Regions from separate parts of the Homo sapiens genome. Here region 1 is linked to region 2. A link is a contact called in ENCODE Hi-C or POLR2A ChIA-PET data. All regions are on one chromosome and are shown on one strand. Each heading gives the region's core, a stretch centred on a gene start or an enhancer-like site at or near the end of the contact. The rest is flanking DNA. Distances are from core to core; before and after follow the strand shown. Region 1 overlaps CT69 (cancer/testis associated transcript 69). Region 2 overlaps SGK1 (serum/glucocorticoid regulated kinase 1).

Region 1 (6,138 bases), core at 1,446-3,945, 180 kb before region 2:
GTTATTCATATTTAGAATTGCAATCTAATCCCTTCTGAAAACTCTGTTGCAGTAAACTGTTTTCCATTATTCTTATCATCTTCTAACATGCCATTTGATATGTTAGAAATATTAAATGTTAGCCTGTTCTTTATTTCCTGCACACTCTTCCTCCCCAACCAGAATGTAAGTGCCGGGGAAGCTTTGTTTGCTTTATTTACTCCTCTGGCCCTAACCCTAGATCAGTGCCAGGCACATAGTTGTCTGTTGACTTAGTAATGAGTAATCCATTTTAGTCCTGTGTTTCTATGAAGCTGATTGATAATAAGCTTATAGCTTCTGAAATTATATTATATTATTCTATATTTATTGAACACCAAAGGCAAAATCTCTATCTTTTTATTTCAAGGTACAGTGCAGACTGCTAACACTTGGAGAATTTTAATGTTATTACTTGAAGTGAGTTGAGGCTCCTAATTGGAGAATGACTGGTTGGTTATCAATTTAACTGCTTGTGAGATTGTTAGTTTTTTGAGTAGAGGTCAGGAATAACACTGCAAGAGAATATGTTTTCCAAACTCCTCCTATAAATGCACCATCCAATTAAAGAAAGCTGAGATAACATTACTTCAAGGCACTTTCAAAAAAATGATGTCAAATTTTGCACACAAGTGGAGTGCTGCTTTTATTTCACATACGTGCTCATATCTGTTTTTAATAGAATGTTGATAGAGAAATCTTGTTACTGCTGGAAAGAAATGAAGAACAAATGTTCTCTTACAACTTGCAAATTTCAACCAGTAAGTTCTGGGTTTCTTGGACTAGTGAGCATAAGTATCAGCTAGTGTGTTTTCTAAAAAAAGGTTTGTTTCTGGGCCCATATTCTGGGAGCTTCTGATTCAGTAGGTAAAAGCAGGGTGCAGCAATCAGAAATGTTTATAATTATGCCATGGGATTTGGATGCAGGTGGTCTGCAGACTTCACTTTGAGAATAATAAAAAATAAGAACCCTGATTTGTGAAAGGTCCTATAGGATCTTGGTTTCCTCTTGAGCGCAACTGTTACTAAATTATAATTCAGGTACCCAGCTGCCAGGTGAATGGCTTTATGTTTTGATTATAAGAAAAGTCAAATGGCCAAGAAACTCTTAGAACACGCTTTACAGTTCTAAAAATGTTTATCTTTTCTATTCTTTAATTGACTGAGGCTTCTGTTTAGGTTAATGCCACAAATGTTGATGCCACAAGAGTGAAGTACAGAAAGAAAGTTCATAAAAATATTTATTTGGCATCTGGCAAACTATAAAATATTTTCTCACATGTTACCTAATTTGATTCTCATGGTAGCTCTGTCGGGGAGTCAGGGCAGGTATGTGTTAATTTTGCCTATGAGCAAACAGAGGTCTGAAGAGGTTCTAACTTGCCCAATACCAGATAGTAGAAATAAACAGCAGAGAAGCCACTCCTCCTGGGACTGCTCATGCCTAGGTTATGCAGTGTTGGTTCAACTACCTTTCATGGTCCCCTAATATATCCAAATATATTCCTTAATGTCTTTCTCTCCTGACTCTTTCATCTCTAGAGACATTGCATAGGGAACATTTAACACTGTGCTCAGGAGGAAAAGGAGGAGGGTTGGATGCTATTGTGTGTTCAGGATTAAATGAGATAATATATGTGAAAGTCTTTGTAGTTATAAAATATTATACATATACAAGCATATATTATTATTGCATTGTATATTGCATATTAGATTATTGCTTATCCTTTTCAGAGCATGACTGCATCATATAGGAAACTCTTGGCCAGGCACAGTGGCTCATGCCTGTAATCCCAGCACTTTGGGAGGCCAAGGTGGGCGGATTACTTGAGGCCGGGAGTTCAAAACCGTGTCTCTACTAAAAATAGAAAAATTAGCTGGGTGTGTTGGCACACGCCTGTAATCTCAGCTATTCGGGAGGCTGAGGCACGAGAATCGCTTGAACTGGGGACATGGAGGTTGCAGTGAGCCAAGATTGCACCACTGCACTGCAGCATGGGTGACAGAGCAAGACTCTGTCTCAAAACATAATAATAACAATAAGAGAAATTCTTGAAACTTAGAGTTTCTGAGAAAAAGAGTTACCAACAATAAATTTAATAATACATTTTTAAAAATTGAGGAAGGAATACATGCAGAAATAAATAATAATTTAAAAGATAATGAGAAACTAATTAGAATAAGCTGAAACATGATTGAAGTTCGGTTGTGGGAGGAGATAAATGACTCATACTGAAAACTACCTAAAATAGCACATACAAAAGCGTTTATAAGCTTAGAATTTCTTATTTTATTTTCTCAGAATATTTCTGGTAGTTAAATTTGAGGCTTCCTGCGATGTGGGCATCTCAGAGGAACCATATAGATTGGCGCTTGTACTACAAAATATCCTAAGTTGACTGGGTTTAAATGTGGTTTTTTAAATTTACTTTTATTGTCATTTTCCCCACTTACCCTGACTTGAAGCTCATGAAAGTAGTTTTTATATCCTGAAGTCAAGGAGGCATTGTTCAGCCGCATCATTTGCCTACTTCTCATAGCTTGAAAGGGGAATAAAAGGCAGATTGCCTCACCACCTTGCTATTTTAGTCTCCTGATGTCTTGTGGTCTCGGCACCTCTCCCTGCTTGTAATTCCATATTGCTAGTTGTAATCAAATCCTACCTTGGAAAGGTCAGACTTGAGCAGGAAGAGTGCAGTCATTCCAACAGCTGTCGCTCTGGGCTCTCCCGCTGTGTCACAGTGTGAGGCGTGTGCACCACTGCACTCCAGCCTGGGTAACAGAGGGAGACTCCATGTGAAAAATAAATAAATAAATAGAATAAAATAAATGAAATAAAATTTCTTTGGAATGGCTACTTTCTCGTCTTCTTGAGCTTCATGAGGGGCTTAAAAGCAAAGATTATTTTTCTGTGACATTTAATGGCAAATACAGATAGAAAGAAATACGTTTAGGATGTTCCAGGGGTTCGAAAAACATGTTCATCCAGGCCCACTAATTTGGTCTTTTTCTTCTTATTATTCTTATTCTCACTCTTCTTTTGTTTTGGACACGGGGTATGACTCTGTCACCCAGGCTGGAGTGCAGTGGAGTCATCACAGCTCACTGCTGCCGTGGCCTCCTGGGTTCAAGGGATCCTCCCACCACAGCCTCCCAAGTAGCTGCAACTACAGGTACACGTCCCCACACCTGGCTAATTTTTGATTTTGTCTTTGGGTAGAGATGGGGTTTTGCCATGCTGTCCAGCATGGTCTCAAACTCCTGGACTCAAGCAATCAACCTGCCTTGCTCAGCCTCATACAGTGCTGGGATTAAAGGTGTGAGCTACCATGCCCAGCCTAATCTGGTCTTTAAAACCAGAAAGTTATCAAAATATTTCAAATTCCTTATGGACGCAGAACTTCAAGCTGAAACATCCTTTCTAGGCTCTCGTTTACACTCCATTTTACTTCCATATTTGAATAATGTTTTTTTTTTTCTTCCTTTTTTTTTTTTTTACCCTTTTTGTGTCACAGTATAAATAATCTTTAGAAGGATAAGCCTCTGCTGACAATAGAGCTCTATTTACTAAGTATCTACTATATACCACACCCTGGAGCAGGACCACCAACATTATCTCATTTGGAATTCTTAATCGCTAGAGATGTTGTTTACCATCTTGCAGATAAGGAAATGAAGATCAGAAAAAGTAGGTAATTTGCTTAAAGCTACAGGAATGAGACACAAAAATGTGAAGTCAGGTCTATCTTACTCCAAAGCCTGTGCACCATGTTTGAGTGTAAGCATATGTGTGATTTGTTTTAAAGAGATAATACGCCTCTATTTGTTCCAGCTTCTCTACTTGCTAATTGACCACATGCAAGTCACTCGACATCTTACAAGGTCAGTTTCTTTGACTGGAGAATGGGAATGACAATTCTTTTTTTTTTTTTTTTTTTTTTTTTGTCAGACGGAATCTCTCTCTGTCACCCAGGCTGGAGTACAATGGCGCGATCTTGGCTCACTGCAACCTCTGCCTCCTGGGTTCAAGCAATACTCCTGCCTCAGCCTCCCGAGTAGCTGGGACTACAGGCATGCGCCACCATGCCCGGCTAATTTTTTGTATTTTTAGTAGAAATGGGGTTTCACCATGCTGGCCAGGCTGGTCTCAAACTCCTAACCTCGTGATCCGCCCGCCTCGGCCTCCCAAAGTGCTGGGATTACAGGCGTGAGCCACCGCGCCCGGCAGGAATGACAATTCTTATTCCTTGCACTTTATAGGATTATTGAAGAAGTAAAACGAGAAGACATAAATGGTGGCTTCTAAGAGCACCCAAACACTTTCAAATCACAGGTGTGCATTAGTGAAGGTTAGGTTTGGCTGCCCATGGTAGAAAATCCAAAATGACTGCAGCTTACACAAAAAAGAAATCTACTTCTCTCTCAAGCTGGGCACAGTGGCTCACGCCTATAATCCCAGCACTTTGAGAGGCTGAGGTGGGCACTTGAAGCCAGAAATTCGAGACCAGCCCGGCCAACATGGTGAAACCCCATCTCTTCTAAAAACACAAAAATGTTGCTGGGCATGGTGGGACACGCCTGTAATCCCAGCTACTCAGGAGGCTGAAGCAGGAGAGTAATTTGAACCCTGGGAGGTGGGAGTTGCAGTGAGCTGAGATCATGCCACTGCCCTCCAGCCTGGGCAACAGAGCAAGACTCTGTCTCAAAAAAAAAAAAAAAAAAAAAAAAAAGAAATCTACTTTTCTCTCACATGAAAGATGACCTGAAGAAAGCAGTCCAGGGAAAGTGGGCAGATTCCTACCCATCTGGTCCTGAGAAACCTTCAGTCAGGCCACTGTCTTTGTCCATAGGTCACCTCGTGGTACCAGGTGGCCCCAGTGAAATGGTCTACTGTATTCAGCACATAAAGAGAAAAGTCAAGAGAAGAATGCACTTCCTAGGCTGAAGCGGGTGGATCACTTGAGTTGAGGAGTTTGAGACCAGCCTGGCCAATGTGGCAAAACCCCATCTCTGCTAAAAATACAAAACTTAGCCAGGCATAGTGGCGCACCGCCTGTATTCCCAGCTACTCGGGAGGCCGAGGCAGGAGAACTGCTTGAACCCGGGAGGCAGAGGTTGCAGTGAGCCGAGATCCCACCACTAGACTCCAGGCTGGGTGACAGAGTAAGAACTGTCTAAAAATAAATAAATAAATAAATAAATAAATAAATAAATGAATAAATATTTTTTAAAAAATGCACTTCCTTCCTAGAAATTGTACACAAAATAGTTCAACATTTCCTTTTTTCCCATAATCTTAGGCTACCTACTGAGGCATATAGAGACATGAAAATTATCCTCAGATGAGAGGATTAATAAGGCTTTAAATGCAATGTGTCATTTTTCCTCTATCAGCATAAAGTATGCTTTCAGAGAATTTCTGAAAGAGGATACATGTCAGATATTATCCTCATTTCACAGGTTGTGTAAGTGAAACAGAATGGTCATAGGGCTTGTTTCAAGTCACACAGTTAGTGGATGAAAAACATTACAACGAAGACATTTGATAGTTATATGATAGTTATAGCTCCTACACAATTTTTTTTTCACAAAACAACTATGCAGAAAACATAAAATTAACCCAATCAACAGGAGAAAAATCAAACATCCTGAAAACTGACTTGAATTTGGCTTTGGGTAAACATAATTGAAACCAAGGTTGTTTCCAATAAACTGGAATGCTACAACCCAAAGTCTTGACAAATTGGAGGTAGAGAGAAATAAAAATTCTAGCTATATACTCACTCACCTTGTCTTTCGTTTTCATTTTTATTTTAACAACAACAACAACAAAAAGCTGTGTAGCCTCTGACTATTGACTGTGGTGCAATCCCCAGCTCCTTACCATTAGTGATTGGCACCTGACCAATGAATGGCATGGCAGCAAGCAACCTCATGATTTTGAGATACATGTAGAAGCAACCTCAAATTCGCATAGCCTATATATGGCTATAGCACATTATTTTAAACCTAAAAAGCGCACTATAATATCATAAACATTGTACACAGAATTTAGGCTACATTTTTACATCGAATAAAACATCGTACACAGAAATTAGGCTAAAAACACAAACTCGGGCC
Region 2 (6,111 bases), core at 1,558-4,057:
TGACTCCATTTTGATTTTTAGTCCGGTCTGTTGGGGCCTAGTGCAGGAGCTTAGTTCAACAGCCTCCTGTAATTTTTATTTTAAGTGTGTAACTAATGCCTACATCCACCGCTCTGCTACAGTAAGGAGGCCTGATTGATTCTCCTCTGGACTCCTTCAGAGGGCTCCTAACAGGGCGCTTCACTGCCTACCTTTCACTCCAAATCATCCCACACGTGGCTGAGCTGCAGCTCAGTATCTAATATGCAAGTCCTATTAAGATGTAGATTAGAGGCATGGACCTGGTTTGCTCACTGAATTCATTGCAAACCCTTAATGTGGCACCCAAGGCCCTCAGCAACAAGCCCTCAAGCAACCTTTCCTGCCTTCTCATCATCTTCTTCCCTACCTGCCTCTCAAATCACTCATCCATTCACTTCAATATATTTTTTGAGGACTGAATATGTGCTGAGCCCTCTGCTAGGTGCTAGAAACAATGATGGGCCAAACCAGATAAGTTCCAGGCAGGGCCCTGCACATGTAAAGCCCTGGGTGGGAAGACATGAGTAGTTTATAGGAGGTGGCCCAGAGACTTCTGTGGCTCAAGCAGAGAGCCTGAAAATAGGGAATATGTTTGAACAGCAAAGTAGAAAATAAACTAGCTAGGACTTCGCAGGCCTCCTTAAGAAGTTCTGTCATTATCTGAGGCACAATGAGAAGCTCCATGTATTGAACAGAGCTGCAGCGCCCTGCCATTTTCCTCCCCTAAGTTATTGCTTCTACGGGTCCTTCACTGTGAACTACACTCTTCATTTTTTCTGTCTCTGCTTGCTCAACTCACAACCATTATTTGGAACATTAATTTCAAGTGCCATCTCTTCCATGGAAAATGTCCTCCTCATCCCAAACCAAATGGAGCTTGTATTGCTGTCATTTGTCTTTGTTTTTTTTTTTTGACAGAAAATCACAGATTTATTGAAACAAAAGTACACTCCACAGAGTGGGAGTAGGCTCCAACAAGTCTTTTTCTTTTCTTTTCTTTTCTTTTCTTTTTTTTTTAGAGGCAGGGTCTTGCTGTGTCACTCAGGCTGGAGTGTAGTGGCAAGATCATAGCTCAGTGCAGCCTCGAACTCCTGCGCTCAAACAATCCTCCCACCTCAGCCTCCTGAGTAGCTAGGACTACAGATGTATGCCAACATGCATAGCTAATTTTTTTTTTTTTTTTTTTTTTTTGAGAAGGAGCTTTGCTCTTGTTGCCCAGGCTGGAGTGCAATGGCGTGGTCTCGGCTCACTGTAACCTCCCCCTCACGGGTTCAAACAATCCTCCTGCCTCAGCCTCCTGAGTAGTGGGATTACAAGTGCCTGCCACCACGCCCAGCTAATTTTTGTATTTTTTTAGTAGAGATGGGGTTTCACCATGTTGGTAAGGCTGGTCTTGAACTCTTGATCTCATGTGATCCACCCGCCTCAGCCTCCCAAAGTGCTGGGATTACAAGCATGAACCACTGCACCAGGCCACATAGCTACTTTTTTATTTTTTGTAGAGACAGAGGTCTCACTGTGTCGCCCAGGCTGGTCTTGAACTCCTGTGCTCAAGTGATCCGCTCGCCTCAGCCTCTGTATGTCTTTTTCTCTGCTACATATGAGACCTATAGGGTCTGATGTGGTAGCCACCAGCTACATGTGACTATTGAGCACCTGAATTGTGGCTAGTCTGAATCGAGATGTACTTTAGATGTAAAATACATACCAGATTTTAAACACAGTATGGAAAAAAAAAGAGAATATAAAATATTTCATTAATAATTTTATATTAAGTACAATTTAGAATGATAATGTTGGGGGTACATTGAGTTAAATAAAGTATATGTTTGAAATTAATTTCATGTTTCTTTTTACTTCACTTAATGTGTCCATTAGAACATTTACATTGTGTCTGTGGTTTATATTCTATTCCTATTGGACTGCACTCCTCTAGACTATACACTTCCTGAGTAGTAAAGGCTTATCCAATTATTCATCTGTTTATCCCCCAGGGAACACTAGCTTGTTCATAGTGGAAGAATCAATGAATATTGTTTAAATTCATTGCCAATTAAAAGAAATACTTTGCAATTTTAGTACACTACCTCCTTTCCACCTGAAATGTGCAGCCGAACTCCACAGTGAAAATGGGTAGACAAGGGAGACAGAGTTTTTTCCAGCCCCTATGAAGGCTAAAGGTATGGAACATGTGGTGTGGTCATGGAGGACACAGCAAGCCAAGACTGCTGATTCAGACAGGTTTCTCTATTTCCAAAACAAGAACTTTTATTGCAGAGTATGGAGGGAGCATTAGGACAGGAGGATCTTTGTGGTTTCTCACTGTATCTGTGGAAAAAATCTGAGGTTAAGGTTTAAATTAAACTGACATTTAAAAGAGCCTTTGTAGGCTCTTACTATGTGTATGTTAGCATCTGTTGCTATAGCTAAACTGACACTGATTATTATGAATGATGCTTTATGAGTGATGGAATAAAAATGTGGTTTCCTGCTTATGGACATTTCCTGGTGTTGGTTTCATCCTCTTTAATGATGAGATCAAGACCAGGGAAAATTACTAAGAGTATAGAAAACGTATCACAAAGAAAATATTATTAGGATACCAAGCATTTCTGAGATGGAAAAAAAAGTATTTAGAACTTCCGAATACCGCCTCTGTAATTTTATGAATTGTTTTGTTTCTGCTGGCTTCTGGTTTTGCAATCAGTTCTCCTTATGATTCACAGAGGCTCCCTCATGACTACCTTCACATGTGTTCCCCTTTTTGTTCAGAGACCTCTGAGGATGAACCAATGTATTTCTCATCATAAAATGGTTGAAGACATCTCTTTGCCCATTAGAAAGCCTAATTTCAAGGATTTTATGTTTTACCCTTGGAAAAGATGTTTAGTTTTAAACAGGCTTTTTCTCCAGGCGTATTTTCTACTGATCTCACAAAAGAGCTTCTGCTTCAACCAGACCTGTCTCCTCACTGTTCCTTGAAATGCCACTAGTTCTCTGTGTTTATTGCAACCTCTATCCTGCTACTGACCAAGGGTTCTCTCTGAATGTTTTACATTCAGACTCCACTTAAAAACTTGTCAGATTGCTACTGAAGTTTAAGTATGGAAAGAATTCTTGTAGTAGCCCTTCCCATAGGGCAATATCTCTTTTTACCATAACCAAGTTGCTCCTGTTTTAGCTTAGGCTAAACTTAATTTGCCTTCATTTTCCCCAGCTGTAAGAAGGGTCTTGGTAAACACTAACCTTCCGGTCTGAGTCATGTTTAGCCCTCATGATCTGAAGACATCCCAAGAGATCTCTTGTCTTAGTTTATGTTCCTTATCATTTTATCTATTAGAGTCACATCTTAGGTTAGGTAAGGAGATGGCATCTTTGTGTAAGACAAAATAACAAACATGAAAAGCTATGTTTACTCATTTCTGCTTGCCAACAAAGTAACTTCACAAAGCTCCTGACTCTGTGACAACATACAGCTCTCCAAAAGATACTTTAACAACAAAACAAAATAGAGCACAGGGTCCCCTATGTCTCTTGCATAGTACAAAATTACTTTCCATAAAAAAACTCTAATACATGTAAATACAAAAACACACAATTCATCTTAAAATGTACAAATTGATATTCTAACTTTATTAAGTCATTATCACATTTTCCAATCTACAACTCACTTTAATACTATTAAATATATACTATTATACACAACCTATACTATCCTTATAGTAGTCTTATTAAAATATTATATTAAATATAAAAAACCAAATCACAGTAAATAAAAAATAAATACAATCCAAAACGTATTTTCCAATAAATAGACAAATATACACACTAGGCCCAATACTCATTCCTTACTCCTACAACTCAAAATTACCAATCTTCCTTAAAAAAAAAAAAAAAGCCTTCTTATCTATATAAACAATCATTAATCTTATAAATACAACCAGACAATTAATTTATAACAAAAAAATTTATAGGACAAAATAACAAACATAAAAAAATTATATTTATTCATTTCTACTTGCCAACATAATTTTACAAAACTCCTGACTCTATAACATATAATTCTCCAAGGCTGGGAGTGGTGGCTCATGCCTGTAATCCCAGCTATCTGGGAGCCCGAGGCAGGTGGATCATTTGAGGTCACAAATTTGAGACCAGTCTGGCCAACATGGTGAAACCCCATCTCTACCAAAAACACAAAAATTAGCTGGGCATGGTGACATGTGCCTGAAGTCCCAGCTACTTGGGAGGCTGAGGCTAGAAAATTGCTTGAACCCAGAAGGTGGGGGTAGCAGTGAGCCAAGATGGTACCACTGTGACACTCCGTCTCAAAAAACAAAACAAAAAAAGACTTCTCCAAGAAAATACTGTAGAGACAAAACAAAATAAGACATACAACTCCCAAATGCCCCCAACCTCTCTTTACCTAAATCACTATATTCCTTAAAAAATAAAAAGCCCTAGTCCTTGTCTTTTTCTACACACAAAATAATGTCTAACAAAATTAATAATTATACTTCTATAACCTATAACCAGATAACTAAATATACTCTTTTTTAAAAATTTGTGTTTTTAGGCCAGGCACAGTGGCTCACGCCTGTAATCTCAGCACTTTGGGAGGCTGAGGCGGGCGGATCACAAGGTCAGGAGATTGAGACCATCCTGGCTAACACGGGGAAGCCCCGTCTCTACTAAAAAATACAAAAAAATTAGCCGGGCATCGTGTCCCAGCCTGTAGTCCCAGCTAATCTGGAGGCTGAGGCAGGAGAATGGCTTGAACCCGGGAGGCGGAGCTTGCAGTGAGCCGAGATCGCGCCACTGCACTCAGCGAGACTCCGTCTCAAAAAAAAAAAAAAAAAAAAATATTGTATTTTGTTTTTAGACAAGGTCTTGCTCTGTGCTCTGTCACCCACGCTGGAGTGCAGTGGCAATCACGGCTTACTGCAGCCTTAATCTCCCAGGCTCAGGAGGTCCTCCTACCTCAGCCTCCCAAGCAGTTGGGACTACAGGTGTGCACCACCATGCCCAGCTAATTATTTTATTTTTTGTAGAGACAGGCCTCCTAAAGTGTTGGGATTACAGGCATGAGCCACGAGGCGCAGCCCAAATATACTCTTACGTTCAAACCTTAATATAATTCTACTTTAATATAACTTCTAAACAAATCTAATACAATTTTATACATACTAAACCTCCACCACCTGTATATAAATAGATTAAAATATTAGCCAAAACAGGTTACTAACGAAACCTCTCTACAAACTACTTCCAGACTGTAGTCATCAGTCTACAGCCTGCAATAAGACTTCTAAAGAAAACTCACTTTAATTCTTTAAAAACTTATTTTTGTTTGGTTTGGTTTTAGTCAACACTTTTCACAAGAAAATTACTGGTGAAGTGGGACAGTCCACCTTGGAAGGCAAACTCTTCAGCAACTCCGTCCTCTCAGCCAATACCAGTCAGTTGTTCCTAACATTTGTTTCCCAGCAAATTTTATCTTTTTATCCCTTAAAAAAAATACTGACCTTTAGCACAAGTTAATGGTCTCTTATTTTACAGACATCTTTATCCTTACAGAATAGATGTGTTACAAGGAAACGAAAACTGAAAGAAAAAAAAACCCCATCAAAAAGTCAACAAAGGACATGAATAGACAATTCTCAAAAGGAGATATACAAACAGCCAGCAAACATATGAAAAAAATGCTCAGCATCACTAATTATCAGGGAAATGCAAATTAAAACCACAATTAGATACCACTTTACTCCTGCAAGAATGGCCATTATGAAAAAGTAAAAAAAAAAAAAAATTGATGCTGGTGCGGATGTGGTGAAAAGGGACCACCTTTTTTTTTTTTTTTTTTTGAGGCAGAGTCTCACTCTGTCGCCCAGGCTGGAGTGCAGTGGCAGGATCTCAGCTCGCTGCAACCTCTGCCTCCCTGGTTCAAGTGATTTTCCTTCCTCAGCCTCCTGAGTAGCTGGGACTACAGGCATGCACCACCATGCTTGGCTAATTTTTTGTATTTTTAGTAAAGATGGGGTTTCAACATGTTAGCCAGGCTGGTCTCGAACTCCTGACCTCAGGCAATCT

What was found. A loop is a pair of places that touch in the nucleus more often than their neighbours do. ChIA-PET counts read pairs that join two places held with the same protein, here RNA polymerase II (POLR2A). Pooled maps may share reads with other maps.
Region 1: a pooled map shows a loop between it and region 2 (2.3-fold over the local background). The contact joins two enhancer-like sites. A Hi-C loop is called at or near these places in 2 of 50 pooled maps. POLR2A ChIA-PET finds 5 or more read pairs at or near these places in 4 of 52 experiments (Caco-2, OCI-LY7, Panc1 and 1 more).

Annotation. Positions count from the first base shown.
Region 1 is chr6:134,461,393-134,467,530 of GRCh38, reverse strand. The region is part of intron 2 of CT69 (cancer/testis associated transcript 69); the gene reads left to right. It overlaps LINC01010 (long intergenic non-protein coding RNA 1010), which reads right to left. Exons shown (of 3, transcript NR_038217.1): 2 at 2,682-2,790. Among named protein-coding and RNA genes, the nearest start is that of CT69, 14 kb to the left of the region's middle. Within about 2 kb of position 2,695, at least 3 of the 41 ENCODE cell types and tissues checked have a DNase peak (open chromatin) inside an H3K27ac peak, as active enhancers do.
Region 2 is chr6:134,285,252-134,291,362 of GRCh38, reverse strand. The region is part of intron 1 of SGK1 (serum/glucocorticoid regulated kinase 1); the gene reads left to right. Among named protein-coding and RNA genes, the nearest start is that of SGK1, 30 kb to the left of the region's middle. Within about 2 kb of position 2,807, at least 8 of the 41 ENCODE cell types and tissues checked have a DNase peak (open chromatin) inside an H3K27ac peak, as active enhancers do.